2 separate regions of the Homo sapiens genome follow, and region 2 is linked to region 1. A link is a contact called in ENCODE Hi-C or POLR2A ChIA-PET data. All regions are on one chromosome and are shown on one strand. Each heading gives the region's core, a stretch centred on a gene start or an enhancer-like site at or near the end of the contact. The rest is flanking DNA. Distances are from core to core; before and after follow the strand shown. Region 1 has its middle 42 kb from the start of LINC01331. Region 2 overlaps LINC01331 (long intergenic non-protein coding RNA 1331).

What was found. Hi-C counts contacts between places; a loop is a spot of excess contacts on that map. ChIA-PET counts read pairs that join two places held with the same protein, here RNA polymerase II (POLR2A). Pooled maps may share reads with other maps.
Region 2: a map of GM12878 shows a loop between it and region 1 (2.3-fold over the local background). The contact joins two enhancer-like sites. A Hi-C loop is called at or near these places in 6 of 168 maps with a recorded cell type or tissue (Caco-2, Calu3, GM12878 and 3 more), 8 of 37 single-sample maps with no recorded cell type and 10 of 50 pooled maps. POLR2A ChIA-PET finds 5 or more read pairs at or near these places in 4 of 52 experiments (H1, PC-9, Panc1 and 1 more).

Annotation. Positions count from the first base shown.
Region 1 is chr5:74,577,311-74,581,155 of GRCh38, reverse strand. No RefSeq gene overlaps it. Among named protein-coding and RNA genes, the nearest start is that of LINC01331, 42 kb to the right of the region's middle. RefSeq lists an enhancer at 3,642-3,811. Within about 2 kb of position 1,880, at least 4 of the 41 ENCODE cell types and tissues checked have a DNase peak (open chromatin) inside an H3K27ac peak, as active enhancers do.
Region 2 is chr5:74,394,136-74,397,804 of GRCh38, reverse strand. All of the region lies in intron 2 of LINC01331 (long intergenic non-protein coding RNA 1331), which reads left to right. Among named protein-coding and RNA genes, the nearest start is that of LINC01333, 74 kb to the right of the region's middle. Within about 2 kb of position 2,169, at least 2 of the 41 ENCODE cell types and tissues checked have a DNase peak (open chromatin) inside an H3K27ac peak, as active enhancers do.

The sequences.
Region 1 (3,845 bases), core at 631-3,130:
AGAAGACAGTGTTCTTTGAAGACAACAGTAGTCAGAGGGAAACATAAAATAAGTCCAGTTTAGGCTCCACCCTCTCCGGGAAGCCTTTCTGCTCTCTTGGACCTAGGTGTCTATATTCTAGGTATATATATTCCAGATATAATATATTCTGGATTTAGACCATGATGGACCTCTGACCATAGGGCTTTGCTCTTTGTTTTTTTAAAATGAAGTGTGTTTTGCAATCACCAAAGAGATTTTGATCTACTCAAGATAGTGACTTTGTCTTATGCATTTTTTTGGAAATGCCCCTTTTCCCATAGCACCTAGTTCCAGCTAGAGGCAGAGTATGTGTTTCATGAGAATTCGACTGATAGCCTGACAGTTTCCAAGGTTTGCAGCTTAAGCCTTCTGTGGTGGGCAGCAGAGGCTCGAGGCTTCCTCTCCTCACTGCAAGTCCCTGAGAAGGATCTCGAGATGGTGCTTTTCCTGAAACCCCCCTGCACCCAATCCACTGCTACTTGAGCTGAGTTCTTTCATAGTTGGTTCCCAGGAACAATCAACCAAGTATGAAAGATGGGGTGACAGACTTTTCTTGGAATGCAGGTGGGGGCTGGCTTCCCATTCTCCCTGGGGAAGTAAACACTTTCCGTATATCCTTCACCCTGACTTCCATCTGTGGTTCAGGTCCCACAGATCTCTTAAAGTCCAAGAGGGCTGTGGAGGTGATGGGTGCAAAGCTTTTCAAAATTTCATGCAAATTTTGTGATGTATACTTTTTCTAGAGAATAGGTCTATTCCTTTAAATACCTTTATGTTCCCCCAAATGTGAAGAACTACTACGTTATCCACATTTCTGCTACACAGGCTTCTGGGGAATTATTTGTGTGGGAACAAACACAGATCCTACATGAGAAATAGGGGATGAGCAGGCCATGTGGCTTGGGGCCTCAAGCTTGAGGGTGGGGCTCCAGTGTTGCTGTTTTTAGTGGCAAACTTGTTCATGACTAGTAGTCAAGGTTCAACAGTAATATTGCTTTTAAATAAAATTCCTCAACTCGCCTCCCACATTAGCCAAATCTGAGGGTAGGAAGACCACCTCAAGATCGAGGGTCCTCAAAACTGGAAAGCCGGGGCTTCACAGAGGCTCTTTGGAGAGCTTGGGCATGGCCTGGTTCCAGCAGAGAATCTGGAGCAAGTATCTAGGAGTGGTTTTCTTTTTTCAGTAAGCATGGAAAGGAAAAAGTTGGGAGAGACTTTGCCTGAAATGAAAGCCCCTCGTACAATATTGCGCCCCCCAAAATCAAACAGTGACTTTCTGCTCCTGTGGCCAGAAGAATCTTCAAGTTTCAGAGAAAGCATCATGGCATATATATATAAATTTGAGACGGAGTATTGCTCTGTTGCCCTGGCTGGAGGGCAGTGGAGCGATCTCAACTCACTGCAACCTCCGCCTCCCAGGTTCAAGTGATTCTCCTGCCTCAGACTCCTGAGTAGCTGGGATGACAGGTGCCTGCCACCATGCCCGGCTAATTTTTGTATTTTTAGTACAGATGGGGTTTTACCATGTTGGTTAGGCTGGCCTCAAACTCCTGACCTCAAGTGATCTGCCCGCCTTGGCCTCCCAAAGTGCTGGGATTATAGGCGTGGGCCACTGTGCCCAGCCCGGATCCATATTTTTGTACAACGAGAGATTCACTTTTAGCTCTCACTTTAAGCAGGAAGTGGTTCTTTCTGACTAAAAAGGGGTTTAGCTGCCACACCTTCCATTTGCTGGACAATACAGTAAGACAGAGAGAGAGTGGTTACTGGGAGTACAAGCGATAACACTGTGCTGTCATTCCTGGGGTTAGCAAGCCACAAAGACTAAGGACTACTTGTGGTTGGAAACAAGGGCCCGGAAGCCGGCGGTGCACACTGAGAGGCATCGTCTGAACAACTGGGGAAACACAAATGAGGCTCCACATCTTGATCAATCCTGTTTATCACAAGGGAAGAAATTATGACTGGTTTTGTGCTAAAGAGAAATTAAAACTGAGATCAAAAGCAGTTATACACACTTTATGTTTATTTAAAATGCACACATACATGGTACCCATGCAAAGTAAACTGTGCATAATTCTCATGGAGAGCGTTTTTTTTTTGTTGTTCTAACAGTATCTTTTGTTGTCCTCACAGGGTTGTGAGTTAAGGAACTCTTAGGTAATGTCGTATTGAGGTACCTGATTTGGTAGACACGCCAAGATGTTGAAAGTCAGTATCAGGGCTCAGAGCATGAAAATCCGGGGATCCCCTTTGTAGAACTCTGCCTTAAGAAGGCTATTTCTATCTGGGTTTACTTCTGTTACACATAGTTTTAGGATTGTGGCTACCATGTTGAGTGTTTCTGTGACCACCAAAGTTCTATTTCTCTCTGTTACTAACTCTTTGAGTTTTAGTGCCTTTGTTTAGAGAGATTAGGGGAAAAACAGATTTTTTTTTTTGTATAATTGTTGAGTAGTGTAATTTTCAAATAATAATAATAATAAGCATTTCCTATAACTTAGGCACTATTTTAGTTGCTTCACATGTATTAAATCAGTGACATTTCACAATCACATCATGAAATAGGTGCCGTGTTTATCCCCATTTTACAGATGAAGAAGCTGAGGTGCTGAGAGATTGGAAACTAGCCTGAGGGGAATAGCTAGTAAGCAGCAAGGCCAGGACGCAAACACTGGCAATCTGGTCCCTTACTGATGCCATGCTTCTCTTCAGAGCGCCCAGCCTTTCAGCAAGATTCTCCAAAAAGGTTGTAATGATAAGGCTGGTCTTAGCAGTCTCTGGGCACGGGGCTTGCTCCTGTCACTGCTGGGCAAGGGTGGGTTGCTTGCTGTCTGTGGGCTCTCTCTTGCCTCTGATGAAGAAGGGGAGGAGGTTGGTGACACAGTGTCTTAAGTCGAGCATATGCATGCCTCTGTTTAACTCCTAAGGCATCTGTGTTGGGCACATAATGACAGAGAATTAATATTCAATGATCTCTTGACTGATTTTCCGCTTGTATAATATATGTTCCCAGGCAAGAAAATTTTCGTGGTATCAAAGCAAAGTGGAAATCAGAAAATGTGAAGGTAGTCTAAATGTCTTGCAAGCAGAAGTTTGGTAGGACCAGACATACGATTTAGTTAATGGTCTATTACTTTCCACTGAAAAGCTTGTTTTATATTAAAAATGGATCATTTCATTTGAAGTACAGTTGGTCCTCTGTATTCATGGGTTCTGCAGCCAACGATTCAACCAACATGGATGGAAAATATTTGAAAAAAAAAAAATTGCCTCTGTACTGAATAGGTACAGATGTTTTTTTTTTCCTTGTCATCATTCCCTAACCAACGTAGTATAACAATGATTAACATAGTATTTACATTTTATTGGGTATCATAAGTAATTTAGAGATGATTTAAAGTATACTGGGAGGATGTGCAAGGGTTCTATGCAAATACTATAGCATTTTATGCCAAAGACTTGAACATTTGTGAGTTTTGGTATCTGTGGGGAGTCCTGGAACCAATCTTCCTCAGATACCAAGGGATGACTGTAGATTATCTGAAATAATCTATTGAGAGACCGCTCTTACGCACCTGCACTGCAACTTATCCCCCTTCAGCCACACAAACCAATGGGCACAAAACATTAAGGCACACAAACACCAAAACAAAGAGATGGCTAGAGTGGTTGACAGGGTAAGCAAATTGCCTCCTAATCTAATACATGAAACCAGCCTTGCCACACCTAAGTAAACACGCTCTTCTGATGTTGATACTGCCCTCCAGGCCACGAATGATATTGCCCTCCAAAACACAAAGCTGCAGCAAAATGCACCAAGT
Region 2 (3,669 bases), core at 920-3,419, 180 kb after region 1:
ATGTTAAAGTCCTAAACCTAGTACCTCAGAATATGACTGCATTTGGAGATAGGGTCTTGAAAGAGGTAATTATGTTAATGGAGATTCTTTGGGTAGGCCCCAGTCTGTATAACTGATATCCTTATAAGAAGAGGGAATTTGGATGCAGGCACGCACAGAGGGAAGACCATATGAAGACACGGGGAGAAGAGGGCCATCTATAAGCCAAGGAGAGAGGCCTCAGAATGAAATCAACCCTGGCGACACCTTGATCTTGGACTTCTAGCCGCCAGAATTGTGAGGAAATAAATTTCAGCTGTTGAAGCCACAGAATCTGTGGTGCTTGGCTACAGCAGCCCTAGCAAACTAATACAGAAAGGTGTGTGCATGCACGTCAAGCAATGGGGAGTTGGGGGGACCCCGGCAGTTTTGAGTGAGCTCATCCCGGTTGAAAGGGGAAGGTGCTCTTCAGCTGGGCTGATTGTTGCCGTGTGGGAATAGTGGCTCAGAGGTGCCAGATGTTCTGAATTTTCAAGTGAAGCAAGACATTTTTTTAAATGTGAAATTTCTCAATTGTTAAGATATACGACACGGGCAAATAAAACATGTCTGTGGGCTGAATTTGACCTACAGACCACTGGTCTGTGACCCCAGGTTTGAGGAAACAATTTAGAAGTGACCTCATGAAGCAGAACATAACTAGAGAGTAAACATTAAGAGCTGGAATACTGAATTAGAAGCCAGGACACCTGGCTGGCTTTCATGGCCAGACTATTCTGCTGTCTGACCTTGAGCCAGACCTCAATTCCCATTCATGTCGGACGAGGAGGCTGAAATCCCTTCCAGCAAAGGCCATCAGAGATTTCAAGTCTGAGTGCCATATTCTGTAAACATCAGAGAATTATGGCCAAGATAATTACTCTCCACCTGGCTATTTCTAAGAATAAGTGTCTGATTTTCTAAAGTCAAAAAGAAAGAGATGGAATGTCATTAAAGATTTAAGTACATAGGAGTAGATAAAATATCCCCATGTCAAAAAAAAAAGCTACTCAAACTGGGAAAAAACAAAAAACACAGGAGGAATTGCTTCAAATGACTGTCATTAAAAATATTGGCAAAAGAGAATAAGAACTTCTGCCTTTCATTATCAAAACCTGCTATATGAAGTTGTGTTCCTTTGCTCTTGTACTGGAATTGTCACTGTAGGGTTTTCTTGGCTCATTTTTTTTTTTTTTTGTCAGCATTTCAAGGACAAGGTATGGTAGACATGAACTAATAATAATAATGACTGAGCCCTTACTATGTGCCAGGTAATTTACATATACAGGCATTTCTGCTGTAACCTAAAATTACACTTTCTAGAAAATGTTGCTGTCTGCAAAACTTGGCATAAAAAATAATAGGACTTATGGGAAAAGTTGGGCCAAGGCAGACCATTCAAATCCCATGCAACTGTGATTAAGGAAAGCAATCACTACTACCTGGGGAGATCATTTGGACCACCTTGGCAGCAGCTGAGGGGCTAGAGGCTGCCACACGGGTATTAAAATGCACAAAAGCAATAAAGATGAAAAGCTGGTAACATTTTAATTAGACTGACACTGGCAGGGGCTGGGACAGGGCGATGGAAATGTAGCTTGGAGTCACAGGGCTGTTGTTAAGGTGCACACAGGAAGCCAGACAACCTTCCACAAGCTGAGAGCTCACAAGGCTGGAGGTGCACCTACCTGAGGAGGTAGCCCTGGTGGCAGGTACTCATTTAAACATTTCCTGGAATACAGCAAAAAGATTTCTGCTGCTGGTACAGCAGCCAAACCTCAAGCCTTTTCCTTCCCATTGAACGTTATGGTTCTACTCCTGCTATCTCAGGACTTCTTGGTTAGTAAAAATTACCTACGAAATTATGGAAACCAGTGCAATTTTCACATTATACTGATGTCATTTCTCTGTGATCAATCTCTGATGGGCTAATTCATACACGGAAACGGTAGCAGAACAGAATGTATTATCTTATTTAATTCTCACAATTCTATGAGGTATTGGAGGGAGCGGTGGTTCCCACATTAACATGCATCGGAATGACCTGGAGGACTTGTCAAAACAGATCCTTCTGTTCCATACCCAGAGTTTCTGATTCAGTAGGTCTGGGGTGGAGTCCAAGAATTTGCACTTCTAAGAAGTTCTCATAAGGTACTGATGTTGCCGGCTGGGGGACCACATTTTGAGAACTACTGTATTACAGGAAACTGATAATGGGCAAGATCTTATGACTTGCCCAAGATTGCTGCGGGAATGGACCCAAGGTAGGCCTAAAACTTGGGCCTAATGAGGGTACTAAGCATGAGAAATAGACCTTTTATGACCTATAAACACTTAGGAATGTGCTGAGGTTGGTTTCAGTAGTTACTTGCACCTAGTTAGCAGGCAGGTATGCAGCTCGGGCAGCTGGGGGGATGGGTTTGTGGTCAGCAGCAGCTGTATATTTTCATGGGGACTGGGAGACATGGGGGTCTATACCTCCACCTGCTGGCATGCTGTGTGGTCTCGTTTTGCAAGACATCTCCCTCAGTTTCTGTATCACCTGCTGTTTAGGAATTTACTCCTGGTGTGTGTCTGTTAGAGTCCCACCACCCATCACATGACCTTTCCCTGGAGGCAGCTGGCAGGCACCCAGCCTCAGGATCTCTGACTCTAGCACCCAGGAACTCTGACTGTTGCACCTGTGTCCTCCCCTGCTATGGTCTGAACGTTTGTGTCCTTTCAAAATTCACATGTTGAAATCCTAACCCCCTGTGAGGAGGTGGGGCCTTGTGGGAGGTGATTAGGTCACCAAGGCCTGGCCTTATGAAGTAGGCCCAAGGGAGCGTCTTTGTTCCTTCCATCATATTAGGACACAGCTGGAAGAGGTCATGTATGAGCCAGCAAACAGGTCCTCACCAGACACTAAATCTGCCCAAGCCTTGATCTCGGACTTTCCAGCCTCCATAACTGAGAAATAGATGTTTGTTGTTTCTAAGCCACCCAGTCTATGGCACTTTGTTGCAGTAGCCCAAACAGACTAAGACTTCCCCCAGCTGGTTGCAGTGCCCCCTGGAGACTTTTGTCAGAGCTTCCCAAAAGAGAGAAGGGAGTTTCCCTCTGACTGGCTTATACCCCTGCTTAGTGTGGCTTGCTTCTGGGATACATGAGACAAGGTATTTGAGTGCGGCTGAATAAAAACCTTGAGTTTGAGCCGCTCTGTGTGCTTACCAGATCTCTCAATAATTGACTTTGCTTGCTTTGTTTTTCAGGTTGTAAAATTTGTGGGGCAAAGGCGGTATGGAGTAATGACAGGAAAAAGAATGCTGTCCATTTTTACTGTGAAAAAACTCCCTATTTCAGAAAGATATACATTAGGGTTGTGAGGTTGTAGGCTGAATGAAGATTGGAAGAAACTTGTTGATTATTATTAAATGCCTCTCAATATTTCAGAAGACATTCCCCCACCCTGAAAGTATAATGTGATAGAAAGAACTATGGAGTTAGGCAACCTGTGATTTGAGTTGTGCGAAAACGGGAAAGTTATTTGTTTAGTCAAAGCCTCTGTTTCCACTTCCATCAAGTGAGATAATAATATGTACTTCACTAGGTTATTGGGAGGATGAAATGACTACCAGTACTGCAGATACATTTCTGATACCCACAGCTTCC